Regions from separate parts of the Homo sapiens genome. Here region 2 is linked to region 1. The links are chromatin loops, found by intact Hi-C in ENCODE. Cell type or tissue: heart left ventricle. All regions are shown on one strand. Each heading gives the region's core, and the rest is flanking DNA. Links, peaks and the distances in the headings are about the cores only. Region 1 holds the start of OR7A17 (olfactory receptor family 7 subfamily A member 17). Region 2 has its middle 8.4 kb from the start of ADGRE2.

Region 1 (7,177 bases), core at 2,550-5,049:
TAATAGACAGAGAGCCAAATCATGAGTGAACTCCCATTCACAATTGCTACAAAGAGAATAAAATACCTAGGAATATAACCTACAAGGGATGTGAAGGACTTCTTCAAGGAGAACTACAAACCACAGCTCAAGGAAATAAGAGAGGACACAAACAAATGGAAAAACATTCCATGCTCATGGAAAGGAAGAATCAATATCTTGAAAATGGCCATACTGCCCAAAGTAATTTATAGATTCAATGCTATCCCCATCAAGCTAACATTGACTTTCTTTACAGAGTTACAAAAACTACTTTAAATTTCATATAGAACCAAAAAATAGCCCGTATAGCCAAGACATTTCTAAGCAAAAGGAACAAAGCTGGAGGAAATGATTGGCTCTCAGGTGACCTCAGGTTAATATTCACGGCTCTTGTTCTTCCTGACCTTTCCTACAGTACCCACTGGGCTCTGGGACTTACCCTACTGAGTTTTCTGAAAGGAAGGTCTCCATGGAGAAGTGTAAATTCCTCTCTAGCAGGTTGATGGTGGAGATGGAATCTCTGTCTCAAGACAAGGCATCAGGAAAAGTTGAAGCATCATCTATACTTGAGCCAGACTAAGGACTCCAAATGAAACCACCATGTCATTTCCAGCCCAAGGTTGCATATGCTGAGGGACTGCAGCAGAGGAGATATTTATGGCTTCGTATATCTGCTGATTAGATACCTTTCCTCCTGTTATTCCAACTCTGAACACATCAGTTTCCTGGGGGACGTTGCCCTGCACTGAAACAAATGTCATTGTTGTTTTTTTTTTCTGTATCGTCTATTCCCAAGACACTATGTTAAAAGTGAGGTGTATCCAGGCTTTATTACTCCTTCCCCGTGGACTTCCTTGGCTTCCAGAGTCCCATTCTCCTAGCACCTTCTCCCAGCCTTCAGTGAAAATTTCCTCCAAAGTCTAAACTGAGGAACCTGTCTTGACTAGGTCCCTTGAGTCTCCAAAGCACTGGCTTGTGATGGAAACTCAGCTCTTGACATATCCAGAAAATGGCAATTTACCTTTGCAAGGAGATGAACTGTGTTCTGTTCATATAAAACCATGGGTACTACATTTCTTGGCTTCATGTTGCTTTTGCCAAAACATTAGAATTTCATATATATATTTTTTTGAGATGGAGTCTTGTTGTATCACCTGAGCTGGAGTGCAAAAACATTAGCCGGGTGTGGTGGCAGTTGCCTGTAATCCCAGCTATGCAGGAGGCTGAGGCAGGAGAATTGCTTGAACCCGGGAGGTGGAGGTTGCAGTGAGCCAATATGGCGCCATTTCTCTCCAGCCTGGGTAATAAGAACAAAACTCCATCTCACTAAAAAAAAAAAAAAAAGTGTTAGAACAGGCAAGCAGGATCAACTGATTAAGTTCACAGAAAAAAATGGGGGGATTTCCAAGTTTGTGCAGAAGGACAGCTGCAACACATTCTGCTTTGCAGTGAGGAATTCAGGGCACTCATGCTCCAGGACACCAGAACCCACAGTCCAAAGATCCCAGGATTCATGATGACCCTGTAGTGCAGGGGGTGACAGATGGCCACAAAGTGGTCATAGGCCATCACAGTCTGCAGAAATACATTCATCCCTGCAAAGAGTAGGAAAAGTTTGTGATTCTGGAAAAGTTTCTTGGGAAAGGACATGCCTTGCTTCTCGGAGACAGAAATTTGTGATCATGAAGGGACACCTGCTTCCAGGGGTCCACACGGGGAGGAGATTGCATGAGTGTCCTTCCACGTCTGCTTTATTATACTCAGGGACATCTTCTCTGTCCTCCTCTGCCTGGCTCCAAAAATTCACATTAAAAATGTTTAGACTCCTTTTATTTTATTTTATGTTCTGGGGTACATATGCAGGATGTGCAGGTTTGCTACATAGGTAAACGTGTGCCATGGTGGTTTGCTGCACCTATCAATCCATCACCTAGGTATTAAGCCCCACAGGCATTAGCTAGTTTTCCTAAGGTTCTCCCTCCCCCCCACCCCACCCCCCAACAGGGCTCAGTGTGTGTTGTTCCCCTCCTTATGTCTATATGTTCTCATTGATCAGGTCCCACTTATAAGTGAGTGCATGTGGTATTTGATTTTCTGTTTCTGCGTTAGTTTGCTGAGGGTAATGGCTTCCAGCTTCATCCACGTTCCTGCAAAAGACATGAACTTGTTCCTTTTTATGGCTGCATAGTATTTCATGGGGTATATGTACCACATTTTCTTTATCCAGTCTATCACTGGTGGGCATTTGGGTTGATTCTATGTCTTTGACATGAACAGACACTTCTCAAAAGAAGACATTCCTGTGGCCAACAAACATATGAAAAAAAGCTCAATATCATTGATCATTATAGAAATGCAAATCAAAACCACAATGAGATACCATCTCATGCCAGTCAGAATGGCAATGATTAAAAAGTCAAGAAACAGATGCTGGCAAGGTTGCAGAGAAATAAGAATGTTTTTACACTGTTAGTGGGAATGCAAATTAGTTCAACCAGTGTGGAAGACAGTGTAGTGATTCCTCAAAGATCTAGAACCAGAAATACCATTTGATCCAGCAATGCCACTACTGGGTAAATATCCAAAGGAATAGAAATCATTCTATTACCAAGATACATGCATGAGTATGTTCATTTTTAGACTCTTATAACCTGCTCTGCTATCTTTTAATCTTGGGAATATCTGTAATTCTGATAATTCTTGTTGCGTCAATTTATTTCTCCAGCTCTTCTGGAAACTCCAACTATTAATAGAAATCTTATCTTCCTCATTGCCAGAGTATAGCATGTGGTAAAAATACAAAAATAGACATGGAGAAAACTGTAGATAAAATTTATACACATTTAATTTCAACAGAAGTATGAAAGACTTTCATGTCTGTAGGGACCAGCCCTACAGGGTCTGTGGGTTTTTCTCCTCGTGTGTGGAGACAATAGATTGTAGAAATAAAGAGACAAGACAAAGAGAAGAAAAGACAGCTGGGCCTGGGGGAACACTACCACCAAGATGCGGAGACTGGTAGTGGTCCCGAATGCCTGGCTGCACTGTTTTTTATTGGATACAAGGCAAAAAGGGCAGGGTAAGGAGTGTGAGTCATCTCCAGTGATTGATAAGGTCACATGAGTCACGTGTCCACCGGACAGAGGGCCCTTCCCTGTTTGGCAGTCAGGGCAGAGAGAGAGAGAGAGAGAGAGAGCCATTATTTCTTCTATGCATTTCAAAGACTTTTAGTATTTTCACTAATTCTGTTATTGCTATCTAGAAGGCAGAGCCAGGTGTACAGGGTGGAACATGAAAGTGAAACACGGGCATGACCGCTGAAGCACAGCATCACAGGGAGACAGGCCTCCGGATGGCTGCCGGCGGGCCTGACTGATGTCAGGCCTTCCACAAGAGGTGGTGGAGCAGAGTCTTCTCTAACTCCCCCGGGGAAAGGGAGACTCCCTCTCCCGGTCTGCTAAGTAATGGGTGCCTTCCCTAGACACTGATGCTACCGCTAGGCCAAGGAGCCCTCTAGTGGCCCTATCTGGGCGTGACAGAGGGCTCACACTCTTGTCTTCTGGTCACTTCTCACCATGCCCCTTCAGCTCCTATCTCTGTATGGCCTGGTTTTTCCTAGGTTATAATTGTAGAGCAAAGATTATTATAATATTGGAATAAAGAGTAATGTACAAACTAATGATTAATGATATTCATATATAATGATATCTATAATCTACTTCTAGTATAACTATTCTTATTTTATATATTTTCTTTATTATATTGGAACAGCTTGTGCCCTCGGTCTCTTGCCTTGGCACCTGGGTGGCTAGCAGCCCACACATGTCTGTTTCTCCCTCAGGTAGATCATTTTATTTTTCATTCATTTATTACCTCCCCTATTGTCTATAGGTGGATGGTGCTTTTCCACCTTTGGCTCTGGGTCTTGACAATAATTCACTTGGGAGGAGTGTGTATCCCTAAAACGGTTGATGCACATCTTGAACATGTGACATGATTTGTCTAACAGACTGTGAGCAGTCATGACATATTTAATGCCTGTGAAGAAACTGTAAGAGGCACTGTGAGATTCCACCACTTCTCTTAATCTTCCTCTCTCAAAGTGTCCTTGCTATCCAAAATTCAAGAACCAACTAGATTTGGGCAGTCCTATGAACTGAATATTTTTATTTCCTTAAAAAACGCTTAAGTTCTAATTCCCAATGTAAAAACTTCTCTATCATAAACTCCTACAGGATGAAAAAGCATGATATTAAACCATTTATTATTGAGATGGCTTGTTACACAGCAGTAGCTTACTGATACATTAATCAATGCAAACAGAACTAGTGACATTCAGAATAATCTTCTGCCTCTTCTTTTTTCACAGTTGTTCTGATATTTCAAGAAAACATTTGTGATCACCTGGTTACTCGTGTTTATTTCAGATAACTGTATTAAAGTGAGGCAACTTTTAGATTGCCTTCGGGATAACCAGGAGAAGTTGAAAGGACATATAGGTTTTTGCAGGGATAAATTGTGACTCTAATTCACAAGTGTCTATTGACAGAGGCAATATTGGGCAGAAATTCAATGTCTTGTGTGAGTCATTATTTGACCATGAGGACCAAAGAGACTATTAAAGGAACAAAGCAAATTATGATAAATTTAATACACATATTGTTCACTTACCTACACTTTAATGCTTATGAGACAGTTTTTAAAGGAGGAGATATTTTTAGAATAATGCAAGGAGTCATATTCGTAGGGAGCAGTAGAAAATTTTAAGAGGAAAAGCAAGATGGTACATTGAAATAATACAGACCATGACACCAAATCCTTCACTCAGATGAAGAAACCTGATTACACATGGACACCAAATCTCCACACTTCCAGGACCAGATGTACATCATCAAAAACAAATATTCTATAGTCATTCAGTGCATGACTGATCATTTTATTCCATCACATTTAACATCATCTGTGACTAAGGATGTATGAGGTCAACTGACACATAAAAATGTGCCTTTCTTTGTAAACTGTATCTAAAACATGTATTTGATAAGCTGTATTTTCCTACCTACTCTTTATCTTTATCAGAAAATATAGGCACTGTTGACGTTGAGCTGAAATAGAGCATAGGACCCCAGTGAGGCGAGTAAAATCCCTTGCCTAGCTGTAAAACACACTAGTATTGAAAGGAGTTAGTTAGCTTGCCTTAGGTAGATAGCAAGATAAGGATTCCTGGAGAGCCTTTGACTCATGGGTCAGTGCCTCATCTCCATATAATATAAAAAAAAAGCCTGGGGAAAAAAAATGAAGCTGCCGGCACCAATAAGGGAAGAAGCATAGGGGATTGTGTCTGGAGACATGCCCACGGCTGCACAGATAGGAAAACTCCTGGCTCATTTAGATAAAAACTTTCACAAACCTCTGGCTCACTCAGATAAGAAACAAGGCCTGGCATAGAAATGCCTTTGTCCTTTGTATAGTCAGTGGCCTCCCAGGAAAAAGCTTTTTCTCCCTTCGTGGGCATGGACGCAGTGGGCTCTGGTGGGTTCCGGTGGGCACTCTACTTCCCTTGTTTTGGACTATAAGTCTGGTCTCTATGAATTCAGCCCCTGATTGATCCTGGGCAAAGGTCCTGGGCCAAGCTTTCTGAAAGGTCCCAGGCCAAGATCCTGAGCCAAGCTGAGTCAGCGTTCTCCAAGACAGCCTGCAGACTAAACACATTGCTTCCCCTTTCCAGTCCATAAAAACCTCAGAACGGGCCTCATAGGGGGCTTCCCATTCAGGACCCCCTCTCTGCTGGCCGAGAGCTTTCTTCTTTTCCCTCCAACCTCATCTTTGTGTCCACGCTCCTTAATGTTCTTGGAGGTAGGACGAAGAACTCTGGGTTTTATCTCAGGCGAGAGACTGTTACATGTTGGTGCATTGCTAAGACCTCAGCAGTATGTTCAAGTTGACATTTTCAGGAAGAACAGCTAAGGTTTTCATAGAAAAGGAAATAACAGACTCAGAAATAGAAAACTGTGGGCTCAGATATTCATCTACCATAAAATTATATTAATGACCTTACAGTTGCCAAGCGTAGTTAATTCTTTGGGATGAATATAACTCACCCCTGTATGAGAAAAACTTCCATTTGTTTCTGGACCTAGTTTGGATGTAATTTTAGAAAAATGACAGAGGACAAAAACAGTTGCATATCAGAGCAGAAAGCTTTATTAAGAAAAAGTGTAAATTTTCTAATGTCGTCAAGGTTAAAGAAATCTAAAGTCCAGAATATAAATACTAGGAGAAAATTCTACTTTCACAATCTGATCCATGAATCATAATTTCTGGCTAGGGGATTTAGAGCTCTGAAATCTCAAGAACTTCTGGAAAATGGCCCTCCTGTTTCTGCTCTCTGAAGAATCGATTCAGAGCTCTGTTTATGTCTTTATTCCTCAGGCTGTAGATGAAGGGGTTCAGCATGGAGGTGACCACAGTGTACATCACCGAGGCTGCAGCATTTGAGAGTGAGTTATGGGTTGCAGCAGAACTAAGGTACACACCTACGCCTGTACAATAAAATAAGGAGACAACTGAGAGGTGAGATGCACAGGTGGAAAGTGCTTTATTCATCCCCTGAGCTGATGAGATCGAACATATGCAACAAAGTATCTTAAAGTAAGTAAAATATTCCAGCGAGGCATCCCCCACCCAGCAGCACACTTGTAAAATTCATCATCATGTCATTAATAAAAGTGTCGGAACAGGCAAGGTGGATGACCTGATTAAGTTCACAGAAAAAATGAGGGATTTTCAATTCTGTACAGAAGGACAGCTGCAATGCCATTATGCTTTGTAACAGAGAATATAGGATGCTCACGATCCAGGACACCAGAACCAGCAGTCCACAGAGCCAGGAGTTCATAATGACTGTGTAGTGCAGGGGGTGACAGATGGCCACAAACCGGTCATAGGCCATCACAGTCAGGAGTAAGCTGTCCAACACTACAAAGAGTATAAAAAAGCACATCTGGGTGATGCAGTCTGCATAGGTGATGACTCTGCTCTGTGTCTGGATGTTCACCAGCATCTTTGGGACAGTGGTAGACACAAAACAGATGTCTGCAAAGGACAGGTTGGAGAGGAAGAAGTACATGGGGGTGTGGAGGTGGGAGTCTGAGAT
Region 2 (7,177 bases), core at 2,131-4,630, 100 kb before region 1:
CCTGGGCAACATGGTAAAACTCCATCTCTACCAAAAAATGCAAAAATTAGCCAGGAGTGATGGCATGTGCCTGGAATCCCAGCTACTCACGGGGCTGAGGTGGGAGGATCTCTTGAGCCCAGGAGTTCAAGGTTGCAGTGAGCTCTCGCCACTGTACTCCAGCCTGGGCCACAGAGTGAGACTCTGTCTCAGAAAATAAGTAAGTAAAATAAAGCTGATCATGGATAGACCGATGGTCCCAAGAATTACATTGTTTCATGAATTATATAAACCTGAGGCTCTATACAAATATTTAAAAAAGAATTTTAAAATGTGTAAAGGTTTTAAGGAGAAGCGATTAGAGGAAGCAAAGGAGAGAGTAGGGTGGGGGAGGGGAACAGCTCAGGGGTGGCTGTGGGGGTGGGGAACTGGTGGCAGCCAACAAGAAGCCCTGAGCTGGGAACGCTGTGTGACATTTGGTGGCATTTTTATCACCTTCTTGCAGCTCTCAGTGTCTTCCCCATTTTGCAAAATCTTCTGAGCAGGGTGGTGCCGATGTCCCGATAAGGATGGGGTCAGGCTTCTGGGGGGCACTGTGAGGATGGGGGTCTCAGAATCCTTCCCTTGACTTTCGATGGGTGGGGAAGGCCAGGGGAGGAAGGGGGCTTATTCAGGCTGGGTGCCCACCCGGGTCAACCCCTCCGCATGCCTCTGGGCCTCTTCTGTTGTGGGCTTGTGGGTTCCCGAGAATTAGGGCCATGGATGGCACTGACGGTCCCAGCCAGTACCAGAAAGAAACGATGGGAAAGCATTGATGAGAATCAACCCATCCCCAGGGCTCTGTCCCTCGGATGGAGGTCTCCCTTTCACTTCTTTCCAGGCATAGAAAACAGTTTGCGGCTCCTCAAAAAGTTACTTGCAGAGTGACCCTGTGATCCAGCCATTCTGCTCCTGGGTATACACCTGAGAAAACTGAAGGCAGACACTCAAACGGATACTTATGTTTATTTTTAAATTTAATTTAATTTAATTTTTTTGAGATGGAGTCTCTCTCTGTCACCCAGGCTGGAGTGCAGTGGCGTGATCTTGGCTCACTGCAACCTCCACCTCCTGAGTTCAAGCTACTCTCCTGCCTCGCCTCCCGAGTAGCCGAGATTACAGGTGTGTGCCACCACCCCTGGCTATTTTTGTGTGTGTGTGTGTGTGTATTTTTAGTAAAGACAGGGTTTCACCATGTTGGTCAGGCTGGTCTCAAACTCTTAATCTCAGGTGATTCCCTTGCCTCGGCATCCCAAAGTGCTGGGATTACAGGCGTGAAGCACCGCACCTGGCCTCATATAGTTACTTTTTGTGTATGGTTATGACGTAGGGTCTAAGTTCTTTCATTATTATTATTATTTTTTGCATGTGTATATCCTATTCTTGGGAAAATTTAAAGGGGATTATTTCTGTTTCTGGTAACGCGCGCGTTCATCCTGTGCTCCCCTGCCTGTAATTCTCCCACTAGGGTCAGAGTAGGGCTGGAAAAGCGAAAACCATAACTAGAAGAGACTTCCCCAACAGGATGTTGCCCAACCCTGGCAGGGCTGACGTCCAGCCTCCAGGGTCCTTACCGGCAGTGCAGTCACAGCTGTGACTAAACCCAGCCACCCACAGCCTGACGCCCCCACACCCTTGACCTTCCCTTTAGCTTCGGGCTTGAGCAGGCCTTTGATACTCAAATAGAGAAAGGAGACAGCAAGACCCCTGTGCCTTCTCAGAGGGGGCACCCCCTTCCCCGATGCCTTCACGGGTCCTGCCTCTCCGGGACCCAGCTTCCCTCCTGGCCACCCCACCACCTCCCCAGCCACACCTCATTTCCACCCATCTAGAGAGGGTGAAACACAAACACTCCTGGCAGCCCTGCCCGAGTGTGTCCTGGGACATGGTGGGGTGGGGGCTCCCCGACTCCTGGGAAGGGGAAGTCTGGGGTGGCCTGTCCTCCCAGCTCCTCGCCCCACTGGTTCCTCTCCCCATGAGTCATGGGAAAAAGCAACAAAACCAACCGCAGGGAGATATAATATCTCTTCCTGTATCTGTGACAGCTGTCTTGTTGGTCTGGCCGTCTGTTCTTCCTGTGAGCATCTGAATCCGTTCAGACCAAGCTCTTCCTCTCCTTGAGCACCCTCTATGGCTCCCACCTTACCCAGTAAAATCCAGTCTTCCCCAAGGCCCACAAGGCTTGGCTGTGTGATTTGCCCTGTCACCTCCAGCTCTCTTCCCCTCATTCACTTGGCTCCAGCCACAGCACCTTCCTCACTATTCCCCAAACAAATATACCAGGCCCAGTCCAGCCTCAGGGCCTTTGCATGTGCTGTTTTCGCCACCTGGAATACCTTTCCCTCAGAATTTTTTTTTATCTTTTAATTATTTTGTTTTTTGAGACAGAGTCTTGCTCTGTCACCCAGGCTGGAGTGCAGTGACACGATCTCGGTTCAACCTCTGCCCCCGCCCCCTGCCTCCCCGTTTTCAAGCAATTCTCCTGCCTCAGCCCCCTGAGTAGCTGGGATTACAGGCGCCTGCCACCACGCCTGGCTAATTTTTGTATTTTTAGTAGAGAGGGGGTTTCACCATGTTGGCCAGGCTGGTCCCGAACTGCTGATCTCAGGTGATCCACCCGCCTCGGCCTCCCAAAGTGCTGGAATTACAGGCGTGACCACTGTGCCTGGCCGAGACACTGCACCTGGCCTCTTCTTACTTTTAGAGACAGGGTCTTGCTCTGTTGCCCAGGCTGGAGTGTGGTGTTGCCTTCATGGCTCACTGCAGCCTCCACCTCCTGGGCTCAAGTGATCCTCCTGCCTCAGCCTCCTGAGTGGCTGGGGTTACAGGCCCGAGCCAGGCCTGTTCTGTTTCTTCTCTGTACTCGAAACCTACAGCAATGCTCTAGGTTTGCTCAATACACACAGTAGCTGCTCAATAAATGTGCATAAATAATACATGAACGATGAGTTCTAGCTGGGAAATGACAACTGGGAAAAGTGGGATGTGGAGGATAATTTAAGAGATGAGAGCTGTTTCCGAAACTCCTGGGGGGCCTGAGGCGCCCGGATCGGGGAGAAACGGGGGCGACCATCCACTTCCCCGGCAGTCGCACGCACCTCCCCTTGGCGGCCCACAGATGGCGCTGGCTCCACGCGCTGCAGCGGCGGGAAGCCGGAGGTGGGAAAACCCAAGCTTTAGCCCCCTCCCCTGTCTGGCTGCTGGGGTCAGTTCCTGGCCCGGATTAGGATGCCAAGCCCGGGCACCCTGCTTGGGGTCCCACCTCCTGGTAGACGGGCTTTTTGGTCAAATGAGGGGAATCTGAGAAGAGTGGGGGTGGTCCACTCTGTGGTCCTCCCTCTGTCCACGCATGCTCTGATTTCCCCATTCCTAAAACTAGTTCAGCAGCTCCATGCCTGGGGGAGGGGTGAACGCACTTAACCATGTTCGTGTTCTGCCTTAACTTTATATAGGTTAGAGCTGGGCGCAGCGCTTGGTGTCAGTGGGTCCTGGGTGCACATTTGTGGAACAGTGAATGGGTGAATCCCTGTTTTACAGATGGGGAAACTGAGGCTCAGGAAGGCGATGCGGCTCACCCAGGTTCATAGAGCCAGAAAATGGCAAGGCTGGGATCGGAGACACCAGGCCTGCGTGAGTCCAGAGTCAGCTCGTTTTTTTTTTTTGATTGTTTGTTTGCTTGGTTTTTTTTTTTTTTTTTTTTTTTGAGACAGGGTCTCTGTCACCCAAGCTGGAGTGCAGTGGCAGGATCTTGGCTCACTGCAACTTCCGCCTCCTGGGTTCAAGCGATCTCCTGCCTCAGACTCCTGAGTAGCGGGGATTGCAAGCGCGTGCCACCATGCCCAGCTAATTTTTTGCATTTTTGGTAGAGACAGGGTTTTACCATGTTGGCCAGGCTGGTCTCGAACTCCTGACCTCAAGTGATCTGCCTGCCTCGGCCTCTCATAGTGCTGTTGCCCAACCTCAAAAAACGAAAACGGGAAGTTTTTGTCAACAGGAGCGTGGGAACCGGAAATCCTTGCTTCCGATACCGGAAGTCAGAGACCACACATTTGCAGGGAGCGAAATTGAGGTCCCAGTGCGGGGGCCTGCAGAAATCCAGGAATAGGACTCAGGGATCTAGGGCTGGGATGTTGGTGGTTCTGAGCGCCCAGGAAATAGGAGTTCTATGAGAGTAAGTATGAGAAATTGGAAGAATGCAGAGCTTGGAAAGGAATTGGAGGGAGTCAGAGAATGAGGGAGACTACTGTGAGCTGGGAGGGACCAGCCAGAGTGGCGCCAGTGTCCCGTGGTTCAGGAGTTTTGATAAGAGAATGCAATAAACTAGAATTGCACTAGAGTTAAAAAAAATTAATTATAGTTTATTTTTTTGAGACAGAGTCTCTCTCTGTCGCCAGGCTGAAGTGCAGTGGCAGGATCTTGGCTCACTGCAACCTCGGCCTCCCAGGTTCAAGCGACTCTCCTGCCTCAGCCTCCTGAGTAGCTGGGCCTACAGGCGCGTGCCACCATGCACAGCTAATTTTTGTATTTTTAGTAGAGACGGGGTTTCACCATGTTTGCCAGGATGGTCTGGATCTCTTGATCTCGTGATCCGCCTGCCTTGACCTCCCAAAGTGTTGGGATTACAGGTGTGAGCCACTGCGCCTGGCCCAATTATAGTTATTTTAAATTCCCTATTAGTTTATTTCTAAGTCTGGTTTCTGCTGATTTCTCTGTGGTTTGTGTTTTCTTGCTTTTGCTTGTGCTTCATAATGTTTTTCGAGACGGAGTCTCACTCTGTGCCCAGGCTGGAGTGCAGTGGTGTGATCTTGGCTCATTGCAACCTCCACTTCCTGGGTTCAAGCAATTTTCCTGCCTCAGCCTTCCAAGTAGCTGCGACTACAGGTGCACATCATCACGCCGTCTAATTTTTTGGATTTTTAGTAGAGACAGGGTTTCGCCATGTTGGCCAGGCTGGTCTTGAACTCCTGACAGGTGATCTGCCTGCCTCGGCCTCCCAAAGTGCTGGGATTACAGGTGTAAACCACCGTGGCTGGCCCGTGTTTCATAATTTTTGATTGAATGCTGGACAATTTGTGTAGGGCAGCTGACAATGAGGTATTATTTATGACTGGAAATGAGCACATCTTTATATTATTTCTCCTAAGCTATTTTTGTGGGAGGTTAAGTCTGTCTGGAATCAGGTTAAGTCTGTCTGTAATCAGTGAACCCCAGGCTTCAGTTTATTTGAGTGTTACTTTGGTGTCTTGTGTTGGGGTGAGGGCTCTCTTTGCAAGAGGGTTTGTTTGTCTCATAGTTGTTCTACCTTCAGCTGTGGCTCTTCCCTATGTAGCTGCATTTCAGAGAGAGTCTCTCCACATTCTTTGCACTCCTGCAGAGTTCTAATACTTTCATCAGTGACCACTCTTGGGGCTATTAAATTCATTAAAAATTTAGATGAATTCTTCTTAGTCACTTGTATTGACACCCAGATAACTTCCTTTTGTGCTCTGCCTTAGGTTCGCCACTACTCCTTATGGTCTCTCTTTAGACACTCCTGTCTTTCCTTTGGTTTCAGGCTACTTTCTTGTCCCATTACCTCTGTTCTCTAATGGGTTCAAGAAAATTAATGGTTTTGTAGTTTATTTGGATTTTCTTATTCTTGGGTTTGGAGCCATACTCATTTTCATTTTCTATTTTCTAGGCAGAAGTAGAGATCCCCTCCATTTTTTCCTAACGTTTTAATAATTTTATTTTTAATTTTTAGATTTTAAATCCATCACCTTATAGCCATACATATTCACAGTTTTATAAAACATCTATTGACAAAATTAACTTTGTGCAGAGAAAAAAGCATTTGATCTGGATGTCTAGGAATTCATGAGAGTATACCCTTAATGAATTAAGAACTAATTAATGCATTTGCTTTCCTGACACTTTTATTTATAATTTTAAAACATAGAAAAAATTCAGAAGATTGATACAATAAACACTCATATATCATCCATAGAGATGGAACAATATTATTATAGTGGCACCCTAGAAAACATCTCTCTCTATATACACAGATTTACACATACAAAACATTGGTAGTCAGTGGCAGATATCATGGCACTTCCATCTTTTTTTTTTTTTTGCAGCAGAGTTTCGCTCTTGTTGCCCAGGCTGGAGTGCAATGGCCCGATCTCAGCTCACTGCAACCTCCGCCTCCCGGGTTCAAGCGATTCTCCTGCCTCAGCCTCCTGAGTAGCTGGGATTACAGGCGTGTGCCACCACACCTGGCTAATTTTGTATTTTTAGTAGAGACAGGGTTTCTCCATGTTCGTCAGGCTGGTGTCAAACTCCTGACCTCAGGTGATCCACCCACCTCGGCCTCCCCAAGTGCTGGGATTACAGGTGTGAGCCACCGTGCCCGGCCAGCACTTCTGTCTTAAATAATTCTTCAACAAATTCTAAGAATAAGAATGTTCTTTATATAACCATGATACTATTATTACACCCAAAGGAATAAATAATTTCACAATAACTTTTAATATGTAATGCATAGTCAAATTATCCCGCTTGACTCCAAAATATCTTTTATACTATATATTTGAACTAGAGTTTCCACCAAAACTGATATTGAATTTGATTGTTTTTCTGGTTTTGTGTCTTAATCTAGAGTAGCTACTGGCCACTTTTTTCATGATAATGACTTTAGAAGAGTCTAGGTCAATTTTCTTGTTGAATGTCTCATGTTCTGGATTTGCCAGTTTGTTTCCTCATCATGTCACTTAACTTCTTCTGTCCCTCATATTTCATGTAGATTGAAGGTTAGATCTAGAAGAACGGGGCCACCAAACTTTTTCTATAAAGAGTCAGATAGTAATTTTTTTTTTTTTTTTGGTTTTGTGGCCTTATAGTCTCTGTTACAACAACTCAACTCTGACATTGTAGGTTGAAAGCAGCTGTCAATAATACATCAGTGAATAAGTGTAGCCATGTTCCAATAAAACCATATTTGTAAAAACAAGCAGCAGGGTGAATTTGGTCTGCATGTTGTAGTTTGCCAACCTTCAGTCTAAAGACTAGATTAGATTAAGATTAGGCTGATTTGTCAATAATTCTTTATTTGCCACAAACATGATTTTGTAACTTCATGTCTTATCAGGAGATATATAATGTCAGGTTGCCCCTGTATTGA

What was found. Peaks named below come from ENCODE experiments on the same cell type or tissue, not always from the same donor. Only the 100,000 strongest peaks of a DNase experiment are listed, where the experiment ranks them.
Region 2: a loop joins it to region 1, with 29 times the contacts of the local background. A loop is called at or near these places in 29 of 110 quality-filtered maps.

Annotation. Positions count from the first base shown.
Region 1 is chr19:14,885,481-14,892,657 of GRCh38, forward strand. OR7A17 (olfactory receptor family 7 subfamily A member 17) reads right to left here and starts at 652. Exons shown (of 3, transcript NM_030901.2): 1 at 461-652. It also overlaps the pseudogene OR7A18P and the pseudogene OR7A1P. RefSeq lists an enhancer at 3,346-3,405. In heart left ventricle, for the core only: a CTCF peak has its summit at 3,526 (motif pointing left); a DNase peak (open chromatin) is centred at 3,511; H3K4me3 peaks cover 440 bases.
Region 2 is chr19:14,783,336-14,790,512 of GRCh38, forward strand. No RefSeq gene overlaps it. Among named protein-coding and RNA genes, the nearest start is that of ADGRE2, 8.4 kb to the left of the region's middle. RefSeq lists a cis regulatory region at 2,968-3,419 and an enhancer at 3,184-3,683. In heart left ventricle, for the core only: a CTCF peak has its summit at 3,134 (motif pointing right); a DNase peak (open chromatin) is centred at 3,146; H3K27ac peaks cover 181 bases; H3K27me3 peaks cover 1,403 bases.